2 separate regions of the Homo sapiens genome follow, and region 2 is linked to region 1. The links are chromatin loops, found by intact Hi-C in ENCODE. Cell type or tissue: endothelial cell of umbilical vein. All regions are shown on one strand. Each heading gives the region's core, and the rest is flanking DNA. Links, peaks and the distances in the headings are about the cores only. Region 1 overlaps DKFZp451B082 (a long non-coding RNA gene). Region 2 overlaps LOC105378100 (a long non-coding RNA gene).

Region 1 (5,368 bases), core at 223-5,222:
ACTGGGGCAGGCCGCCGGGGAACTTTATGGAGTGATAACTTTATGGGGTGATGGGAATGTTCTAGAACTTGACAGAAGTTTGGGTTATAAAAGTGTTTGCATTTGTCAAATCACCAGCAAATATACACAAGAAATTTGTGTTTCCTGGTAAATTGTTCCTCCAAAGAAAAATAAACCATAAAATGTTGGATAAAAAAAGTCATGGTCCTTCCCGGAAGCGGTGTAGGAGGGAGGACTGGCGAGAGTGCAGCTGACCCCGTGTGATCGCAGCCTGCTGTATGTGAGAGACGCAGTTGCAGTGAGGAAAGCACGTGCCCCTCACTCCACATTTGTGGGCAAAATGTCAGGAATCCAAGGAACACTATTCTTAGAACTGGACGTTTTGGGACAGTCCCTCAGTGCAATCCTCAAGGGCAGTAGCCTGGACCGATCCGAAGACCCTGCCACGCCCCCTCTCCCAATGCCGCTGCCACCAGAAAAGACAACTATCAGAAACTTCCAAGCTGAAAATCCTCAGTGTTGCAAGGGCCAGTCGAGGTTGTCTTGTTCCACTTCCCACCCAGTGCAGGAACGCCTGGACCTGGCAAAACCCTGACACAGGTCAACCAGATGTTTTGTGTCTTCTGACCTGCAGCAAGTAGAAGTCCCTGCAATGCTTTCTGTCCAGCAACGTTTAACTCGAGGCCATCAGCGGTTTAGCTATGAGCGCCAGTTTACAGGCAATGCAGGGGTTGTGCAACACAGCCGGCCCAAAATAAGCCAATACCATAAAAAGAGGACTTCAGGGACACAACCACCAGTTAACATGCATGGCCACGGACTGGTTACTGGTTTGAACGAAGCTACCAGAAAGAACACACAATTTGAACACAGACCAGGTATTAGAGAAGAAATGTGGCAGACTAGAGAGATGGAGACTGTTGTGTAAAGCAGGCTACCCAACGGGATACACATTCTGTCTTATTCTGAGACACGGTTTCTTCAGGAGGATGTACCCTGAGCTAGTCACAGTGACGATCTCTGAGCCATAAAAATGTAGAGTTTTTACTCCTTCATTTTCTGATCATCTCTATTTTCTAAGTTTCTACCATCCGTATGTGCCACATCTGTCGCAGGTTGAACTGTGTCCCCCAGATTCATGTGTTGAAGTCCTAACTCCCAGGACCTCAGAAGGTGACCCTGTTGGGACAGAGGGTTATTGCAGGTGTCATTAGTCAAGTTAGGATGAGGTCAAACAGTAGGGTGGGCCCCTAATCCAATATGTCTGGTGTCCTTATAGAAAGAAGGAATGTGGACACAGACCCACATGCAGGGAGATGCTGTGTGAAGAGGAAGGCAGAGACCAGGATGATGCTTCTACCAGCCAAGGAACACCAAAGACCACCGGCCACCTCCGGGTGCCGAGGTGAGTCCTGAGCCACGCCTCCCTTGGGGCCTCAGCAGGACCCAGCTGCGACTGCACCTTGGCCTATGACTTCCAGCCTCCAGACCCTGTGCGGTGCATTCTTGTTACTTAAGCACCCAGTCTGTGGTAATTTATGTTGGCCAGCAAACTAACATCTATAACCATACAAATGACTTGAAATTTAAAAATAAAGTGGCCTGAGTGGGGCCTGCATGGGGTGCCCGGAAGACAGAGAGCAAACCCTCGCCCTGCCAGGGGCTCCTGCCTCCCAGGACAGTGGCTGCCACACCACAGGCAGCTCGGGTCACCAGAACCTTCTTCCTCCCACTCTGGGAAGCTGCGGCCAGGCTCTCCCCACGTGGCTTTCCCGGGTCAGTCTCCCGGGAGTTGCTTTTTTCTGGGAGCTGCGTGAGGAGCTGCTGTTCATGGAGGGTCCTGGGGCATGGCAGGGACACCAAACGGGTGCTCCTGGGGCACTCCAGGTCCTGGGGGACACTGAGCCAGGGCGGCCTGATGTCCTCAAGGAGCCGCCAGCCTGGCCCGGAGAGCCTGAGTCTATTATTATAAAGCAAAGCCTCACCCTCCCATGACGTGGCTGGCCTGGGTGCAGAAACCTGAGCTGCTCCAGGCCCAGCAGATGGAAATAACCTCCAAGAATAACCGGCCCGCACCGCACGCCTCTCCTGCCACCGCGGCGGGGCCTGCACTTCCTTCCTAAACTCCCCGGGACAGCAATCCCGCCTCACAGACTCAAATGCCATCAGCGGGAACAATCGGAGGAAGTGTGGCGCTTTCTCCGCTCAGGGAGCGAAACGGGGACCCTGCTTATCAAAATGACAAGATTTATTCAGTTGCTACAAACTACCAAAGACTTCCTTTCCCAAAAGAAAGGCCGGAGGGGAAGGTCATGTCCTTCGGCCACCTCCATTGAGCCAAGAGCACCATCTGCTTTGCTTCAAGCACATCGGTGGCTGACTCCCCGTCCCCCAGCTCTGCCTGCCTGGGGGTAGGTTTGCAGTCTCTCAAAGAGGGGCTGTGTAGGAAGGAGCAACCAGCTCTCAGTCCCTGAGCACGGGAGGCCAGCACCACCTGAGTCCACCGAGTCGTCAGCACACCTGGGAAGGGAAAGGAGGGGAGGGAGGCCTGGCCAAGGAAGGGGAGTTCCGCAGCAGCCCTCACCTGAGCTCCTGGCGGCCTCTGGTATGAACCCCCAGCATGGAGCCAGCACCCTCAGCCCAAGACTCACCCCCTCCTGGACAGTTCTCTGCCTCTCTGGAGTCCCTCCTCTCCCTCCCACCCCCAGCAGCCACAGGAGTCTTCCTAAAGTCTCATTTTCCTCAAGTCCTTAACCTCCTCCAATCCTTCCCTACTTCTCAACCCTGAGTAGAACACAGACCCTCGGCCAGGCAAATGGGGCCTCAGTCACCAGGCCCCAAGCAAGCCCTACATCCTGTCCTGGCCTTTGTTCAGGCCGCTCCCATTACTTGGGGTTCCCTCTCCTTTCCTGTCCCCAAATGGCCAGGCAGAGCCACCCGCCAAACCCTTCTAGGCCCAGTCCTGTCCTTCTCCAAGCGAGCCTCTGCTTCTTGGCTCTGCAGATGGCACTCTTCATTTCGTGATGTTTATCCTGTGCTCACCCAACAGTGTCCAGGTGGGCAGAGAGCATTCCTAGACCCGGAGGGACTAAAGGAAACCATTCCCTAATCAGAACCAGCAACTCCACGGCACATGGAGCAGATCTGCAGGGGGCCCTTCATTCTGCATGGGAGACGTGGGCCCCGAGACAGCTTTCCCCAGGGTCACAGCACCACGTCTGTGCACCTGGCCCTCTACCACGCTATGCGCGCATCAGGCTGATGAGCCAAGTGCCAAGCAGAAAGGTCACACTCTTCCTCACGGGATCCAAAAAAGGAGATGTGTCCAAGACTGCCCACCACCGTCCGAGGAAGAGCTGAGGGTCCACCGAGTGCCCAGGAGACCACCTGGAATTTCTGGTGCCAGCTTGTTAGTTGACAGAGGAAGACAGCTTCAGACAGCGCCACCCATCCCCGGAGGATGCCTGTCCTCAGCCTCAGAGACCTATTTATGTACTTATTCATTTAATTTTTTAGACAAAACCTCACTCTGTCACCCAGGCTGGAGTGCAAGTGGCATGATCTCAGCTCACTGCAGCCTTGACCTCTGGGGCCAGCTGATCCTCCCACCTCAGCCTCCCAAGTAGCTGGGACTACAGGCTTGTATCACCATACCTGGCTAATTGTTTTTATTTTTTTGTAGTGACAGGGTCTCACCATATTGCCCAGGCTGGTCTCAAACTTCTGGGCTCAAGGGATCTGCCCATCTCAACCTCCCAAAGTGCTGGAATTAAAGGCGTGAGCCACTGTGCTCAGTCAGAAGATGTTTTTGAGCAGAACAGTCTATCAAAGGGAGTGGGGCATTTTCCAGGAGATAGATGAACCCACTTTTGAAGTGGGTATCTACTTTGAAGGGGCTCCCTGAGTCTCCTGATCTAAAAAGCCGAGAACCAGACCCTAGACAGGGGGGATGAATCACTGGCGTGAATGCCTCGATTCTTTCCATTTGTATCCATGGGACACTTAACTAATAATCACGGCACAGTTTCCAGTTAAATATGGACACAGCTTCAGAATCCTTCTTAACACTACAGCTCAGCCAGAGTGGGTGCAAAAGCTTAAGTCCATCTACTCTACAGGCCCTTGATAAGGAGGATTCTCTCCTGTTTACCCAGTGAGGAAACACCCACACAAACAGCCAGCTGGTCCCCTCTTGGGCATCTCCCTGAGCGTGACACTCTCAAGACCTTGCTTGGTCTAACATCCAGCCCTCTCTGAGTTGCTCTCCCACACCTGGCAGCACTGGGCAGTGGACTTGAGTGGGAGAACAACACACTCCAGTTGGCCAACCTCCTCTAGACAGGCCTGGCAAGCTCTCTTAGCACCTGGATGACTCAGCGGCACTTCCAGCGATTCTCTGTGTGCCAATCAACCAATCAACATTTAATTGGGCACCTTTTATGGGCATCCTTAAGCCTGAGCAGAGACTCAGATCCAGTGGATCACCTGATGAAACTCTAAAATGCTGCACTCATGTTAAAAGTGCCTTAAGAAATAGGACGTTTATTATATCATGTAACTAGAAGTGAACCAATCAGAATTGGTTAGGACAGTGCTTGGTCAGAGGAAGGCTTAGGTGCTCCCCACTTCTTCCTCCGCCCTCTTGTCCCATTGTCAGCCTTGGCCTCTGGTCCTGGAAGGGCTGTGTCTGCTCTAGGCATCATTCGTGTAAGAGCCATGGCGTCTGATGAAGAAGAGGGCTTCCTACCCTCACTCAGAAATCAGAAGAAGAGACATCCTTCCCAGAAATGCCCGGCCAACTTCCCTTTGGATCCCATGGGTCTGCACCATGTTGAGCCAAAGCCAAAACTAATCACTCCAGAGGGAAGGAGACCACCACGATTCGCTCAAACCCCCAGGAGGCTTCTTAGGAGAAATCAGCGGCAGAGTCCCCGCTGTCGATAGGCCACAGCATACACAAACTTTGCCTACAATTTTGGGGATTCATATACCCACTAAAGTCTCTCCATAGACCACCCACTAAGATCCCCTGAGGGCCTGTGGGGCAGGCACTGTTAACATGATGAACTTAGCCCATGGAGAAGCTGCATCCAGCTAGGGAGAGACATCACACAGGTGCAGGTCAACTTTGTAGAAGCTGACTCACTAAACACGATCACAGTCAGTGTAATAGCACAAAGAGCAAGCCCACCACTGCCATGCAGATCAGGCGGAGGTATGAGGCCTGGAAGATGCGGACAAACTGAGTTGACTGAAAGGATGGACACGATTCCAGAAGGAGGAAAGGCAGGCGGAGCTGGGACCAACAGGCATTCCACACCCGGAAAAAGCCAAAAGTTTTCACATGACAGAAGAGTTTGCAGCTGCG
Region 2 (5,368 bases), core at 290-5,289, 51 kb after region 1:
GTAATTCACATTTCAGAATTAACTGCTCACATAATAATTTTAACATTCTTGCTGGTGTTGATTGCTATAATTACAGAGTCTTGGAGCTTGAAGAAATAGGGAAAAAATAGTTGAATTCACCTCTTATAAAGAAAGTGAAACTCAGGGAGAGGGAGTGATTTGCCTAAAGTCACACAGCTATTTAGCGGCACAAGGACTAGAACCCGGGTCTCCAATCACCCTACACAAAAGCTTAGCATTTCAACAAGTTTTCTTCACTCTCTAGCTGCTTGGCAGCTGCTCTGCCTCCCAAAGGAAAGTTACAATAAACTCTTGGTCACCTATAAGGCAAATAAAGCTTCCTCATCTCTGGATGCCAAAGTAGGTGTTTATTTAAAATAACACAGAAGAGGGCCAGGTACGGCAGCTCCATCTGTAATCCCAGCACTTTGGGAGGCAGAGGTGGGCAGATCGCTTGAGCTCAGGAGTTAGAGACCAGCCTAGGTAACATGGTGAAACCCCATCTCTACAAAAAATCAAAAAAATTCACCAGGCATAGTGGTGTGCCCCTGTGGTCCCAGCTACTTGGGAGGCTGAGGTAGGAGGATCACTTGAACCTAGGAGGCAGAGGCCGTAGTGAGCTGTGACTGTGCCACTGCACTCCAGCCTGGGCAGCTGAGCAAGACTCTGTCTCGGCCGGGCGCGGTGGCTCACCCCTGTAATCCCAGCACTTTGGGAGGCCGAGGCGGTGGATCATCTGAGGTCCGGAGGTCGAGACCAGCTTGACCAACATGGATAAATCCTGTCTCTACTAAAAATACAAAATTAGCCGGGCGTGGTGGCGCATGCCTGTTATCCCAGATACTCCGGAGGCTGAGGCAGGAGAATGGCTTGAACCCGGGAGGCGGAGGTTGCTGTGAGCCGAGATCGCGCCACTGCACTCCAGCCCAGGTGACAAAAGCGAAACTCCATCTCAAAAAAAAAAAAAAAAAAAATACTCTGAGACGCTGTCTCAAAAAAACAAAACATCAAAATACCATAGAAGGCAATTCCTGGGAAAGCACTTGGGATTACTGAGTGAATCCCTGCTACCTGCGGCAGCCCCATGGCCCACCAGCCATTCACCTCCCCCGTTTTGGTCTGTTACCTCTTTTCTCCCTAAAGCCACATCCTGGAAAGGTATTGTTTTCTCCTTTCTGTTATTCCATCTGGAGAGTGTTTGGTGTCATCTAAAAGAAGATGAGGCAAAGGGTCTCCTTTTTTTTTCTGGTCATTGGATAGAAAAGAATCTTGTGCTTCACCCATTTTTAGTGAAATTTTTGACATGCTCAAATTTTGATAGAAAGGGAACTGATGTTAAGAGAAATCACACTCGGGTACAAGGGAGGGAATAAAATCCTCAACTGGGTTTGAACTTTCCTACCAGAAAATAAAAGGTTTTCCAAAAGTGATAAATTTTACTCAACGGAAAATGAGGTTGTGAATAAAGAAAGCTTTTCTTTCCCCTTAAAAAACGACTTTTTCTTGCTTTCTTCTCCTTCAGAGTCCAAAACTTTCTTTATATTCCCATTAGAAAGCACAGAGAATGAAAATTACAGCCGAGTCTGGATTAGTCATAGGCTGCCTGGATCTTCTTCATCCCCTGACATCTCCCAAGTCTCCATCCAATTACAGAGCTCAGGCCTGGGAGGCATAAGGTTCCCTCTCCTCACCCTCGTCCTTCTCTGGCAGAGGAAGGGAGGGAGGAGAAAAGTGAACAGCGGGAAGGACATTTCCCCCTGAACTGTGGCACTTCAAAGCCGAATAATAGAGAAAGTCCCTCAATCACCAATCGATTGAAATTACTAATGTGTGCAGACTTCAGATAGCCATATACATATTCAATTTCTCTGTCAGAAATTTTTTTTTAAGAATTGAACAATCTAGTGCGTGAGTAGCAGGCAGCAATACAGTTCTGCCTTTGTAGGAGTCAGACATGCAGTTATAGACCAACAGCTTTGTAGAAGTGAGTGGAGTCATACTTGGGTTTGAAATGTTACATTTTTTTTTAAGTGTACCGTTAATCTTTTTTCTTTTCTTTTTTTTAGATGGAGTCTCGCTCTGTTGCTCAGGCTGGAGTGCAGTGGCACGGTCTTGGCTTACTGCAACCTCTGTCTCCTGGGTTCAAGCGATTCTTTTGCCTCAGCCTCCAGAGTACCTGGGATTACAGGCATGTGCCACCACGCCTGGCTAATTTTTGTATTTTTCGTAGAGACAGTGTTTCACCACATTGGCTAGGCTGGTCTCGAATTCCTGACCTTGTGATCTGCCCGCCTCAGCCTTCCAAAGTGCTGGGATTACAGGCGAGAGCCACCACGCCCAGCCAAGTGTATGATTAATTTCTAAACTGTGATTGAATTTGTAACACAAGGCCCAGCCCTGCAATTGGACTCTGATTTAGACAATCATAAAGGGCTCATATTTCCTTTGGAATCTCATGGCATGTGGCATGTACAAACATGTCCCAACAGGAAGAGGAGGGAAGAGGAGGAAGTGTATGGATAGTTAGATAAAGTATGGAAACTGTCATAAACTTGCCTCCCATCCCTTCCCGCTCCACACACACACAGAGTGATGAACTTCTTTTTCCCATATGATGATAGCACTCATAACTGCTGGGGCCTTGCTCTGCGCTGAAGCACTCTGGATGTTCTGCAGAGCTATACAAAAATGGGAATTGATTTCTACTTGGATAAAGGTAACACGATTAAACCTGAAATTGGCTATGTGAGTATCATGACTTGTTTGGGATTAGGATAATTAAAGAGTAGAATTTCCTACCTGTTTGTGACGAGCTTTAGAGGACAGAATTCACTTGGGGAATCCCTGGGGACCTGTGGACGGATCTGGCACACCAGCAGTCAAGTTTTCCTCGGCTGTGTCTGAGGGGCCCAGCTCCCTTCCGGCCCCAGCAGGCCCAGCTGCCTGCAAGACCATGAAGGGAAGGCCCTGGAAGGTCTTGGGCCGCGTGGCCGGTGGCACTGGCTCCCTCTGGACACTCGTGGCTCTCCCTGTGGCTCCACACCACTCATTTCGGCTCCATTAACTCAGCTCCCAGTTTTCCAAGAGTTGCATTAATTTATGAGATGGTTTGGACTCACTCACTGGCCATGACCTTGGCCCTCACCCCAGGATATTATTTTCAGCATGTATCCTCTGGATCTCCCATTGCAACCATGGGCAGGAGGCGCTCATCCTTTCACGGCCCCACACCCAGCCCAGAGAGACAAAGGCCAGAGCAAATGGATTCCAGTCCCTGGACCCCAATTTCCAGTGAGGTCAGGGACCCAGGTGGGAAGTGAGCAGCGGGATGAAGTTGCAAGGGTGTCTCTGCTGCGCATCCCACTTTTACCATGATGTCCTGCATGCTTTTCTTCTGGAAGCACCAAAGGTCACTACCCACTCCTCCTGCAGAGAAAGCTGGCACTCACTCAGGTTTTAATCCTTTGGAGGGACAAACATACACATGTAGCAATTTGAGAAGATGCACAAAGCTATGTGTGAGAAGTGCCTGTGAATGCAGTCAGATCACACAGTCACACAAAACACAAAAAGGCTTCACAAAGGAACAGGGCCAGAGGAACTGATGTCCTACAGCAGTGGGCTTCAACCAGTCTTGAAGGGTACAATGGACCTGGATGGACAGTAAGATAAATGGAGACGCATTGCATGTAGGTGGTACCCACATGAACCAGCGCAGAGCAGCTGGATCTAGCTGACACACTGAAGTAACCAAGTACAGAATGGAAGTCCCCCATGATAGGGCCACAAAGAACTCTGCACAATGGGCACAGGTATTGTCAAACAGACACAGGTTTCATAGTAGCGGAGAGTCACCCCAGAGAAAATTGCTCAAGAATGGAAGACTCTGCAAATAGACCTGAAAGGAAGAAGCAGAACATGTATACTAGTATAGTATCAAAGAATCTGTATTTGTGTTGTTATTCTTCTGTGGTTTCTTTAGGTAATATTCTAAAACATAGTCAACCGTGTGTGCATTATAAATAATGTATTTTGTAATTTACATTTTTCTAATTGAAAAAATTTCAGGGATCACCCCAAGTAAATCTCATGCATGATTTAACAGGTGATGAATACAATTTTATCTATTTAAAAAATCTCTGAAATAGTGCTGTTTCTCAACCAAACAGAGCTAGAGAGTGGCCTTAATCCTTGCTTCCGAACTTTCATGAGATTATAACCTACCTAGAATGGTTTGCGTTACAGGAACTGACCAAATGCAGGGAGAGAACCAGAATAACTTAGTTTACCTTTCATTGGTATCGCACTTTAAACTTTGAAAGGCCACTTTAAATCTATTCTGTAATCTGTTCCTCACATCACCACGTAAGGCAGGGGCAGGTTTTATTTTTGCCGCTTGACAGAGAGCATAATCAATTTCCTAAGGGCTCCCTCACTAGAGAGTGGCAAGAAGAAGGCCAGACCTTGGGTCAACCCTCTTTTGCGTGAGCATTTATTGCTTTCACAACCTTGTACCCTTCCTCTTTTCTGAGGACACCACCTCTCTTCTTCAGGAAGACTGCTTCTCTCACACTCTAACCATCAGGTGCAAATGATGGCTACCAATCATCCACTCCCATCCAGGGCCTCTGACCCGGGCTAAGCCAACTGGTCTCCTGGGACTCTTCAGCTGGCATCAAGCTTGGGGTAAGGAGGTGGGCAGTTTTAGCCAAGATGTTCTGTTTTGTTTTTTCTTGCAGCAAAGTTGTGAGATGTGAGGGCAGGAGTAGCTGGTGGCTTAGCATTCAGCCATATGCAGGAGGTTTGTCTGAGAAAGTGAAATAACATGCAGGGAGAAGAGAAAGGAGAAAGTCTTGTTAGCACTCCAGCCCCTGGTTCCAGTGGTTTCTAAAGCTCAGTTGCTTCCTTGCCCTTTCCATGGTTATTTGAGACTTTCAGTAAAAACCTTTTCTTTCTTTGCTTAAGCTATTTCAAGTTGACACTGTGGGAGGCCGAAGGGGGAAAACATCTGAGGTCTGGAGTTTGAGACTATCCTGGCTAACATGGCGAAACCCCCATCTCTATTAAAAATACAAAAATTAGCCCAGCATGGTGGTGGGTGCCTGTAATCCCAGCTACTTGGGAGGCTGAGGCAGGAGAATCACTTGAACCCTGGAGGCAGAGGTTGCAGTGAGCCAAGATCATGCCACTGTACTCCAGCCTGGCTGACAGAGCAAAAACAAACAAACAAACAAACAAAAGAGACAAAAAAAAAAAAAACTATTTCAAGTTGAATTTTGGTTACTTAAGAAAACAAAAGGCTGGGCTCGGTGGCTCACCCCTGTAATCTCAGCACTTTGGGAGGCTGAGATGGGCAGATCACCTGAGG

The links. Peaks named below come from ENCODE experiments on the same cell type or tissue, not always from the same donor. Only the 100,000 strongest peaks of a DNase experiment are listed, where the experiment ranks them.
Region 2: a loop joins it to region 1, with 5 times the contacts of the local background. A loop is called at or near these places in 7 of 110 quality-filtered maps.

What each region holds. Positions count from the first base shown.
Region 1 is chr6:163,333,823-163,339,190 of GRCh38, forward strand. It overlaps DKFZp451B082 (a long non-coding RNA gene), which reads right to left. Exons shown (of 4, transcript NR_033862.1): 4 at 4,520-5,368. Among named protein-coding and RNA genes, the nearest start is that of DKFZp451B082, 11 kb to the right of the region's middle. RefSeq lists an enhancer at 1,375-2,188. In endothelial cell of umbilical vein, for the core only: no CTCF peak of the experiment used is centred there; a DNase peak (open chromatin) is centred at 2,159; H3K27ac peaks cover 2,002 bases.
Region 2 is chr6:163,385,046-163,390,413 of GRCh38, forward strand. It overlaps LOC105378100 (a long non-coding RNA gene), which reads right to left. Exons shown (of 4, transcript XR_943208.3): 4 at 4,367-4,807. Among named protein-coding and RNA genes, the nearest start is that of CAHM, 26 kb to the right of the region's middle. RefSeq lists an enhancer at 1,849-3,048. In endothelial cell of umbilical vein, for the core only: no CTCF peak of the experiment used is centred there; a DNase peak (open chromatin) is centred at 2,496; H3K27ac peaks cover 1,223 bases.